Regions from separate parts of the Homo sapiens genome. Here region 1 is linked to region 2. Evidence: read pairs that join two places in POLR2A ChIA-PET (ENCODE). Cell type or tissue: PC-9. All regions are shown on one strand. Links, peaks and the distances in the headings refer to the core of each region. The heading gives the core; the rest is flanking DNA.

Region 1 (5,595 bases), core at 1-4,000, 160 kb after region 2:
ACGCCTGGCTAATTTTGTATTTTTAGTAGAGACCGGGTTTCTTCCATGTTGGTCAGGCTGGTGTCGAACTCCCGACCTCAGTGATCTGCCCCGACCTCGGCCTCCCAAAGTGCTGGAATTACAGGCGTGAGCACCACGCCCGGCCTATAATTTTTATTAAAAAAACAAGTGGCCGGGCACGGTGGCTCACGCCTGTAATCCCAGTACTTTGGGAGGCCGAGGCGGGCGGATCACCTGGCGTCGGGAGTTCGAGACCAGCCTGACCAACATGGAGAAACCCCGTCTCTACTAAAAATACAAAATTAGTCGGGCGTGGTGGCACATGCCTGTAATCCCAGCTACTCCAGAGGCTGAGGCAGGAGAATGGCTTGAACCCAGGAGGCGAAGGTTGCTGTGAGCCGAGATTGCGTCACTGTACAAGACAACAAGAGCGACAGCCTGGACAACAAGAGCAAAACTCCATCTCAAAAAAGAAAAAAAGAAAACAAGTGAGGCTTACAATACCCTAAAAACAAATGGGAAAATTATAGATGTCCATTAAAACCTGGAGTAAAACCTGGAGTAAGTATATTTCTGTTTATCAATATACTGCCATTTTTCTACAGTGAACATATATTACTGGTATGAAAAAATAAACAAAATGTACAAGTTATGTATACTTGTTGTATGTATATCAATCTTCTATTATAAAATTCATTTTGTGATAGGGTTCTGGCCTTTTCCCTGTGAAGTTCTGCTATAACGTAAATGGAACACATGTTCTCCATTCTCCTTTCTGATCTGTTCAAATCCAGGATCTATTTTCTAGCTGCATAATCTTGACCAAATTACTTAACCTCTCTAAGCTTTAGTTTTCTCAACTATAAAATAAGAATGAAAACAGTATGTATCACAGTGAAATATTCAAAATTATTTAAGAACAGGGTATGGTGGCATATGCCTATAGTCCCAGCTACTTGGGAGGATCACTTGAGCCCAAGGAGTTAAAGGTTACATGGTACTATGATTGCACATGTGAACAGCCACTGCACTCTAGCCTGGGCAACAGAGCAAGATCCTGTCCCTTTAAAAAAAAAAAAAGACAAAATTGGCCAGGCACAGTGGCTCACATCTGTAAGCCCAGCATGTTGGGAAGCCGAGGCAGATGGATCACGAGGTCAGGAGTTTACGATCAGCCTGGCCAAGATGGTGAAACTCGTCTCTACTGAAAATACAAAAATTAGCTGGGCATGGTAGCAGGCACCTGTAATTCCAGCTACTCAGGAGGCTGAGGCAGGAGAATCATTTCAGTCCAGTGGGGCGGAGGTTGCAGTGAGCTGAGATCACGCCACTGCACTCCAGCCTGGGCAACAGAGTGAGACTCTGTCTCAAAAAAAAAAAAAAAAAAAAAGACAAAATTATATGAAAATGAAAGTAAAGCACAGGGCCTGAACAATAACAAACCTTCAATAAATATTTGCCTAATGTCTCAAAGCTATGTACAATAATGTAGAAGATGCTGGCTCATGAAGCGTTTTCAGCAGTGAAGTTTAATATGAGAGGGAAAATGTCCATTGGAACTTTTTGCTTAAAGGTAGAAAAAGACTGATCTTCAAAGAACACAGTTTACATCACTGGTAACATTAATATTACAAATTACCTTATAAAAAGTATTAAATATCATACCTCATGACTGATGACAGTCCAACCACAAGATGAATCACTGTCACTGGAATTTTCAGACATCTTTCAGGTCTACAAATACAAAAACATATTGACTCATGAGACACATTTTTTTTAATTCTATAGGAAGCACTATATGTGACACTAAGTTTGAAAAGTGGTTTACTGTCTTCCAGGTGAAACAGAGACAAGCCACCCATAGATTTACCATACAGAACATGACAGGACTGCATACCTGTATGAACAGATAGAAGCAAACTTCTAAGATAAGGAGACCCTCCTGGACTAGAACAGTCTCAACAGTTATATTGTTGGAATGAAGGAGAAAGTTATGTCTAAAAGAAAATGTAGCATTTGGCCAGACAGAGGTGAAGGAAAAGGATAATCGTGAATGGGGAGCAGGCAGCAACAGTAAAGGACTCTATTTTCAATGAACAGTAAGGTGTGAAAAACATGACTGCAGAAACTGAGAAGCACAGGGAAACTGAAAAGCTCCTATGCCAAGAAAATGAAGTCTGTATGTTGGCAACATGAAGTAATTTACATTTTCAAACATAGAAGAAACATGATGAAACTGTTTTGAGACGGAGTCTCGAGCTGTCGACCGGTTGGAGTGCGGTGGCACGATCTCGACTTGCTGCAACCTCCGCCTCCCGGGTTCAAGTGATTCTCCTGCCTCAGCCTCCCGAGTAGCTGGGACTACAGGCGCGTGCCACCACGCCCCACTAATTTTTGTATTTTTAGTAGAGACGGGGTTTCACTATGTTGGCCAGGCTGGTCGCGAACTCCTGACCTCGTGATCCGCCTGCCTCAGCCTCCCAAAGTGCTGGGATTACAGGCGTGAACCACTGCGCCCGGCAATCAAACTGTTTTTATGAAAATAACTGTGTCAGCAATACTTCAGTTGTGTTAAAGTTGGGGCAGGGGGGAAGACACCAGAGGTTGGTTACAAACATCTGGTCACTGGCAACAACCTGGACTCAAGCCCTAAGCCAGCATACAATGGTCACTCCACCTGGTTTTTTCTTTTTGTATCTGAAACTCCTTTAAACTTCAAAACCCAACTTAGTAAAGCAAATAGTACTCCTACTGATTTATTCTACATGTGTCTTATGCTTCTGTTATTGGACATATACTGTGAACACATTAGATCCAAGTTCTAATAGAACTCTACTGAAGACAATATGGAACTAGTGCTCAAATGAGAACAGGGCAAAAATACAGATCTATATAATCTGTTTTTGGGGGTTTTGTTTTGTTTTTTGGTATTTTTAGTAGAGACGAGGTTTCACTCGTTGCGAATGTTGGCCAGGCTGGTCTCAAACTCCTAGCCTCAAGTCAGATCTATATAATCTGTTAATTATTCTGAAAACTCCTGTACATTAATATTTCAAAAAGAGAGGATACAAAAAGGTTGGTCGCTAATAGTATAAAAATTAACATGTTTCAAATGAATTATTCAAAACCTGAAATAAGGTATCAATTGTATGACTTTTAATGTTATGACAAGAGCATTTTGTAATAGGCTCACCTGAGGTCATCTAATTGTTTTATTTCTAATTTCAATTAAGGCCCAGGCAGTTTATAACTCTACAAATTTAAAAGTAAACTTACAGAAAACTACTACGGTAAAATAAATTTTTTCTGTCCAGTCAGTAGAGGTTATCCAAAAAGCTACAGTTTAAATACCCTGTAGGATATTAACCACGTTTATATCTTAGCAATTTTATTTCAGCATTCTTTATTAAACTGACTATATTTCTTTTCTTTATTTTGAGTGTGACAGGGTCCCGTTCTGTCATACAGGCTTGAGTGCAATGGCGTAATCATGGCTCACCACAACCCTGACCTCCCAAGCTCAATCGATCCTCCTGCCTCAGCCCCATAAGTAGATGGGCATGTGCCACTATGCCCAGCTAATTTTTTGTATTTTTTGTAGAGACAACGTTTGGCCATGTTGGCCAGGCTGGTCTGGAAGGCCTGGCCTCAAGCAATCCGCCCTCCTCAGCTTCCCAAAGCGCTGGGATTACAGGCGTGAGCCACTGCACCTGGCCTAAACTGACTATATAAATCCCAATTTCTCATTCCACTATTTTTCAGGACTTTCAAAAAAGTTTATGATATGTATCAATGTCTATTTGTATGAGAATCATGTTTATAATAGCTTGAAAATTATGCAATGACAGAAATACACAAAGACTGAGCAATTAAATTTGCAGGGGGAAAGGAGAATGATCAAGGAAATCTCTATAAATGAGGCTGCAAATTTGATAGCATTTTTTAAAGTAAATTAACAGTTGTCAAAATTTAAAAATTGAGATACTACATTAAAATGAAGATTTCTGGAGCCGGAAGCAGTGGAGAGTGCCTATTAATCCCAGCTACCTGGGAGACTGAGGAAGGAAGATCCCTTGAGGCCAGGAGTTCAAGGCTGTTAAGAGCCATAATGATCATGCCTGTGAACTGCCATTGCACTCCAGACTGGGTAATACAGTGAAACCTTGACTCTTTAAAAAAAAAAAAAAAGGGGGGGGGGGGCTAGGTGTGGTAGCTCACGTCTGTAACCCCAACACGGAGAGGCCAAGACGGAAGGACCGCTCAAGTCCAAGAGTTCAAGATCAGCCTGGGCAACATTGCAAAAAACAAACAAAACGATTTCTGATTCCTAAAAAAAAAAAAAAAAAATCAAAAGATCTGATGACAAGGAAAGATGTCCCAGTGAAAAAGGAAAAAGCATCACACAGGAAAAACAAAGGCAGAAAAATGTAAAAGAATATGAAAGTTCTTTAAAAAAATAAAAAATAAAAAAGACAATCTAGTACAAATATAGTTTAAAAGATCAGATTTGATTTTTTTTTTTTTTTTTTTTGAGACGGAGTCTCACTCTGTCACCAGGCTGGAGTGCAGTGGCGTCATCTCGGCTCACCACAACCTCTGACTCCCTGGTTCAAGCGATTCTCCTGCCTCAGCCTCCCGAGTAGCGGGGATTACAGGCACGCGCCACCATGCCCAGCTAATTTTTGTACTTTTAGTAGAGACGGGGTTTCACCATCTCTACTAAAGGCCAGGAGATTCTCCATCTCCTGACATCATGATCCACCCAACTCAGCCTCCCAAAGTGCTGGGATTACAAGCATGAAGCCACCGCACCTGGCCATGATTTTTTTTTTAATTTTTGAGACAGGATTTCGCTTTGTCACCCAGGCTGGAGGGCAGTGACATGAACACAGTTCATTGCAGCCTTGACCTCCCAGGCTCAAGCTACCCTCCCACCTCAGCCTCCTGAGTAGCTGGAACTACAGGTGTGCGCCACCATGCCTAATATTTGTATTTTTTGTAAAGACAGGGTTTTGCCATGTTGCCCAGGTTGGTTTCACACTCCTGAGCTCAAGTGATCCACCTTTCTTGGCCTCTCAAAGTACTAGGATGACAGGCATAAGCGGTTGTATCTGGTCAGATTTGGCCAGGTGCAGTGGCTCACGCCTATAATCCCAGCACTTTGGGAGGCCAAGGCGGGTAGATCATAAGGGCAGGAGTTCAACACCAGCCTGGCAAAGATGATGAAACCCTGTCTCTACTAAAAATACAAAAAATTAGCCGGGCATGGTGGCAAGCACCTGTAATCCCAGCTACTCGAGAGGCTGAGGCAGGAGAATTGCTTGAACCCAGGAGGCGGATGTTGCGGTGAGCCAAGATGGCGCCATTGCACTCCAGCCTGGGCAACAAGAGGGAAACTCCGTCTCAAAATAAATAAATTAATTAATTAAATTAAATAGCATATATTAAGATGGCAGGGCCAAGAGTGGCGGCTTGCACCTGTAACAGCACTTTCGGAGGCTGAGGTGGGAGGATCACTTGAGGCCAGGCGTTCAAGACCAGGCTGGGCAACATAGTGAGACTCCCCATCTCTACCAAAAAAAATTTTTTAATCAG
Region 2 (4,251 bases), core at 252-4,251:
TACAAAACAACTTGTATAAAATATAATAATTAGTTTACCTTTCCTCAAAGTTCTCTTGGGTCACTAGTTTCAGGAAATATTACTTTTCTATGGCTTTTCCCAATCTCATCTTTTTTGTTTGTTTAACCAGGGGGTACATGTGCAGGCTTGTTACGTAGATAGATTGCATAATGCTGGGGTTTGAGCATCTATTGAATTCATCACCCAAACAGTGAATGTAGTACCCAATAAGTAGTTTTTCAGCCCCTCTCCCACTCCCTTCCCCCTTTTGGAGTCCCTAGTGTCTACTGTTTCTGTCTTTATGTCCATGCGTACCCATTGTTTAGTTCCCACTTATAAGTGAGAATGCATGTGGCATTTGATTTTCTGTTTCTGCATTAATTCACTGAGGATAATGGTCCCCAGCTCTATCCATGTTGCTGCAAAAGACATAATTTCACTTTTTTATGGCTGCATAGTATTCTATGATGTATATGTACCACATTTTCTCTATCCAATCCACCACTGATAAGCACCTAGGGTTAGTTCCATGACTTTGCTATTGTGAATAGTGCTGCAATAAACATTTGAGTGCAGATGTATTTTTGGTAGAACAATTTTCCCTTGTCCCATCCCAAATTTTAAAAGTGCTCTTAAAAGAATTTTATAGACAACACTCCTAGAACAGCAGAGAACGGACCATCAAAAATTTCTTCCTCCACAATAGCAACAAAAACAGTGGTAAAAATTGTCCAAATCAACTTTTTCAGTACTCTAGGAATTAACAAAGACTTGCAACATTCCAAGGAGCATTTATTCAAGAAAAACAGCCGAATATCAGTAAAAACAGTAAGCTTTGAGGTGTTTTTTACCTTGCCCTATTCCCATCCCCCTCACTCAAGCTTTTAGAAGACTTAAAAACCATGTGCACAAATGTGGTTGTTGTGAAAACATCAGCCTAGCCACCACTGTGGACAGCAGAGGAACAACAGGTTTGGAGCTCCCTAAAAGTCCCATACTGAGAAAAATTGTCAGGAAGCCCCTTGGAAAGCTCCATGCCCCAGCTTTGTCTTTCTTTGACCTCACTCAAAGCTTGCTCTTTGAGAACAGCCCTATCCCAAGGGCATTTGTTGAAAACTATCAGCAGTAATTATTTAACATCACAGCTACCAGAGGTAGCAATACCAGTTAGGGCTAACAAAAGTCTAACAACAACAACAAAAAAAAAATTTAAAGAAAAAAATAGGAAATGAGATTTCTATAATGCTCCCAAATATTCCTTGGAACCTAAAAGGCCATGTTCATGGGCAGGGCTCTACAAATGCCCAGGAAAGATCTAAAAAGGTCCTAATCTCTCACTTCTGACTGACTTTGAGGTTCTTCTCAGGCAGAAAATAAAAGCTAAGGCAGAGTTGTAAACTGCCTGCAGTAGTATTAAACACATACCCCAACAAACACACAGAGACTCTCAGAAAAAGCTAAGAGACTTATTAGTTCAAGGAATTTAATAAACTCTCTCCACTCATTAGCTGTCCACTAAGTTGACTGAGCAGAGACTTCAGTAGCTGCATACAAAGAATACAGATTTTGCAGAATTATCCCAGAAACATAATTAAACAAACAGCAACGACAAAAATAAATAAATATGCAGTAAAAACAAGAAACCCAGGTAGGGGAAAGAATCTGAGTTTCTAGAATAGACACATTATTTTAAATGTCCAGTTTTCAGCAAAACGTATAAGACACACAAAGAAACAGGAAAGTATGGCTCATGCGCAGGAAAAAAACAACGAATAGAAATTATTCCTGAGGAGGCCCAGATGTTAAACTTATTAGACAAAGACTTTACATCAGGAATTATAAATATATTCAAAGAACTTAAAAATCAGTAACATAGCGGTCCTCTAAAATTAAAGGATAAATTAAGACAAAACTGAGAAAAGTCATCTCTAGCAGACCTATCCTACAAGAAATACTACAGACAACTCTCAAGACTAAGCTGAAAGGAAACTAGACAGTAACTTAAATCCACACAAAGAAATAATAAGCACCAGTAAAAATGTAACTGCATAGTAAATATAAAAAACAGTATAAACGTGGTTTTTCTTTGTAGCCCTTTTCCTCCACTAGATTAAAATTTAACTGCAGGCTGGGAGTGATAGCTCATGCCTGTAATCCCTCAGCACTTTGGGAGGCTAAGATGGGTGGATCACTTGAGGCCAGGAGTTCGAGACCAGCCTGGCCAACATGGCAAAACCCCATTACTACTAAAAATATAAACAATTAGCCGGGTGTGGTGGCGGGTGCCTGTAATCCTAGCTACTTGGGAGACTGAGGCAGGAGAATCACTTGAACCTGGGAGACAGAGGTTGCGGTGAGCTGAGATCTCACCACTGCACTCCAGTCTGAGCAACAGAGAGAGACCCTGTCTCAAAAAGAAAAAAGAAAAAAAAATTAACTGCATACAGCAATAATTGTAAAGCTGTATTGATGATGGCACACAATGTAGAAAGATGTCATTCGTATAGCAATAATGGCACAAAAATATGGGAGAAAACAGAGCCACATAAGAGCAAAGTTTTACACAGTATTAAAATTAAGTTGCTATTAATCAAAATTAGATTGTGAAAAATTAAGATAATTGTAATCCCCAAGGGAATTTTTAAAAAAGAACTCAAAAACATATAACAAAAAAGGGAATTAAAATGATGCACTAGAAAATAGAAAAAGAAACAACAGTATCTATCAACAGACAAATGGATAAACAAAATGGTGTATCAATACAATAGAATATTATGTAGCTATAATAAGTAATGAAGTCCTGATACATGCTACAACATGGAAGATCCTTGAAAACATCAGGCTGAATGTAAGAAGCCAGACACAAAAGGCCATATATTATTCCATTTATATGGTGTGTGCAGAAGCCATTGATAGAAAATTCATGGTGGCTAAGGGGAGGTAGAAAGAGGAATGCCTGCTAATAGGTATGAGGTTTCTTTTTAAAGTGATGAAACTATTCTAAAATTGAATGGCTGTGATGGCCACACAACTCCGAATATATTAAAAACCACCGAATTTTATACTTTAGATGGATGGATTTCCTTTTTTTGTGAATTATATCTCAACAAATCTATTTTTTAAGTTATACAATAAGTAACCAACAAAAATAATCACATACATATATGTAGATTCTATCAACTACACGTCAATACTAAAAATTTCATTAGGGCCCTACTGTTATTCAGTGGGTCTTAATCTCTATAAGCCTCTCTGGTAGTAGAATAAAATACTAGAATGGGCAAAAGGGAATGTTCTTCTGTCTTAAAAGCCAGGGACCTTTCCCCCTGACAGAATATGATCCATTAAAGGACCTTTGTCATTAATTTCCTGACAACTGGTTTACCTGCTTCAGGCCAACAATGGATTTTTCAACAAGAAATGTAGTCTAAGGAGAAAGCCATCTTTCCTCATCTGCAACTGTGACACCATGACCTTCTGCCTTCCCCTCCAACACTAGAATAACTTTCAGTCTCAAAGTCCTTAAAAAATAAATAAATAAAAGTTTCTCCCTTCAACATTCTGCAGAACATCACATTCACTACTGGCATTCCCCACTCCTACTCCAACCTCACCCTCCTGGCAGCAGTGATAAGTTCTGCCAGTTAGTGTTCCATGTGGAACTGCTGAGACTTTATTAGGAGAAATGCCATTAAAAATAATAAGATACCAAAGGTGGAAGACACAGCCCATAAAACAAGAGTATGAGGGGCAAGGTGGTTGGCAGGCTTCAAGACAAAGGTAGACAAATAACTTTCGGAGTTCAGAGGGAAGATACAAGCCAAAAGAGTACCAAGGTGACATTTTAAAGAACTGTCCACTTCCACTTTGTCTGCCTGGTTTTATATGAAGTGCTGTCAGCACAGCCTTTTCAATCATGTTGCCTGGATTGAACATAACTCACTTTCATATGTACCTTTAATTTCAGATCCCAACCTTTGTCCTCCTAATTCCTACAAAGTAAACTAAACAGACCAGCAAATGTTGACTTAACGATTACATTTTTACATAGAAGGATATAGAACTTACCACTCTTTTTTCCCTGAAATCAATGCCCACTGTTGTGATAAATTTGGAGTTAAATTTACCATCTGTATATTGGTAAAGTACACTGGTCTTCCCTACACCAGAGTCTCCCAAAGCTAAAAACTTGATGAGGTAATCATAATCTCCATCAGACATAATGAAGAACTCAGTAGTTCACCTGTAAAA

What was found. Peaks named below come from ENCODE experiments on the same cell type or tissue, not always from the same donor. Only the 100,000 strongest peaks of a DNase experiment are listed, where the experiment ranks them.
Region 1: POLR2A ChIA-PET joins it to region 2 with 6 read pairs; 2 of 35 experiments call an interaction of 5 or more read pairs at or near these places.

What each region holds. Positions count from the first base shown.
Region 1 is chr15:55,387,700-55,393,294 of GRCh38, forward strand. It overlaps CCPG1 (cell cycle progression 1), which reads right to left. Exons shown (of 9, transcript NM_001204450.2): 2 at 1,666-1,734. The coding sequence starts at 1,725. DNAAF4-CCPG1 (DNAAF4-CCPG1 readthrough (NMD candidate)) reads right to left here. Exons shown (of 16, transcript NR_037923.1): 9 at 1,666-1,734. Among named protein-coding and RNA genes, the nearest start is that of MIR628, 17 kb to the left of the region's middle. In PC-9, for the core only: no CTCF peak of the experiment used is centred there; a DNase peak (open chromatin) is centred at 1,732; H3K27ac peaks cover 1,520 bases.
Region 2 is chr15:55,230,714-55,234,964 of GRCh38, forward strand. RAB27A (RAB27A, member RAS oncogene family) reads right to left here. Exons shown (of 7, transcript NM_183235.3): 3 at 4,069-4,243. The coding sequence starts at 4,221. Among named protein-coding and RNA genes, the nearest start is that of RSL24D1, 36 kb to the left of the region's middle. In PC-9, for the core only: no CTCF peak of the experiment used is centred there; no DNase peak of the experiment used is centred there.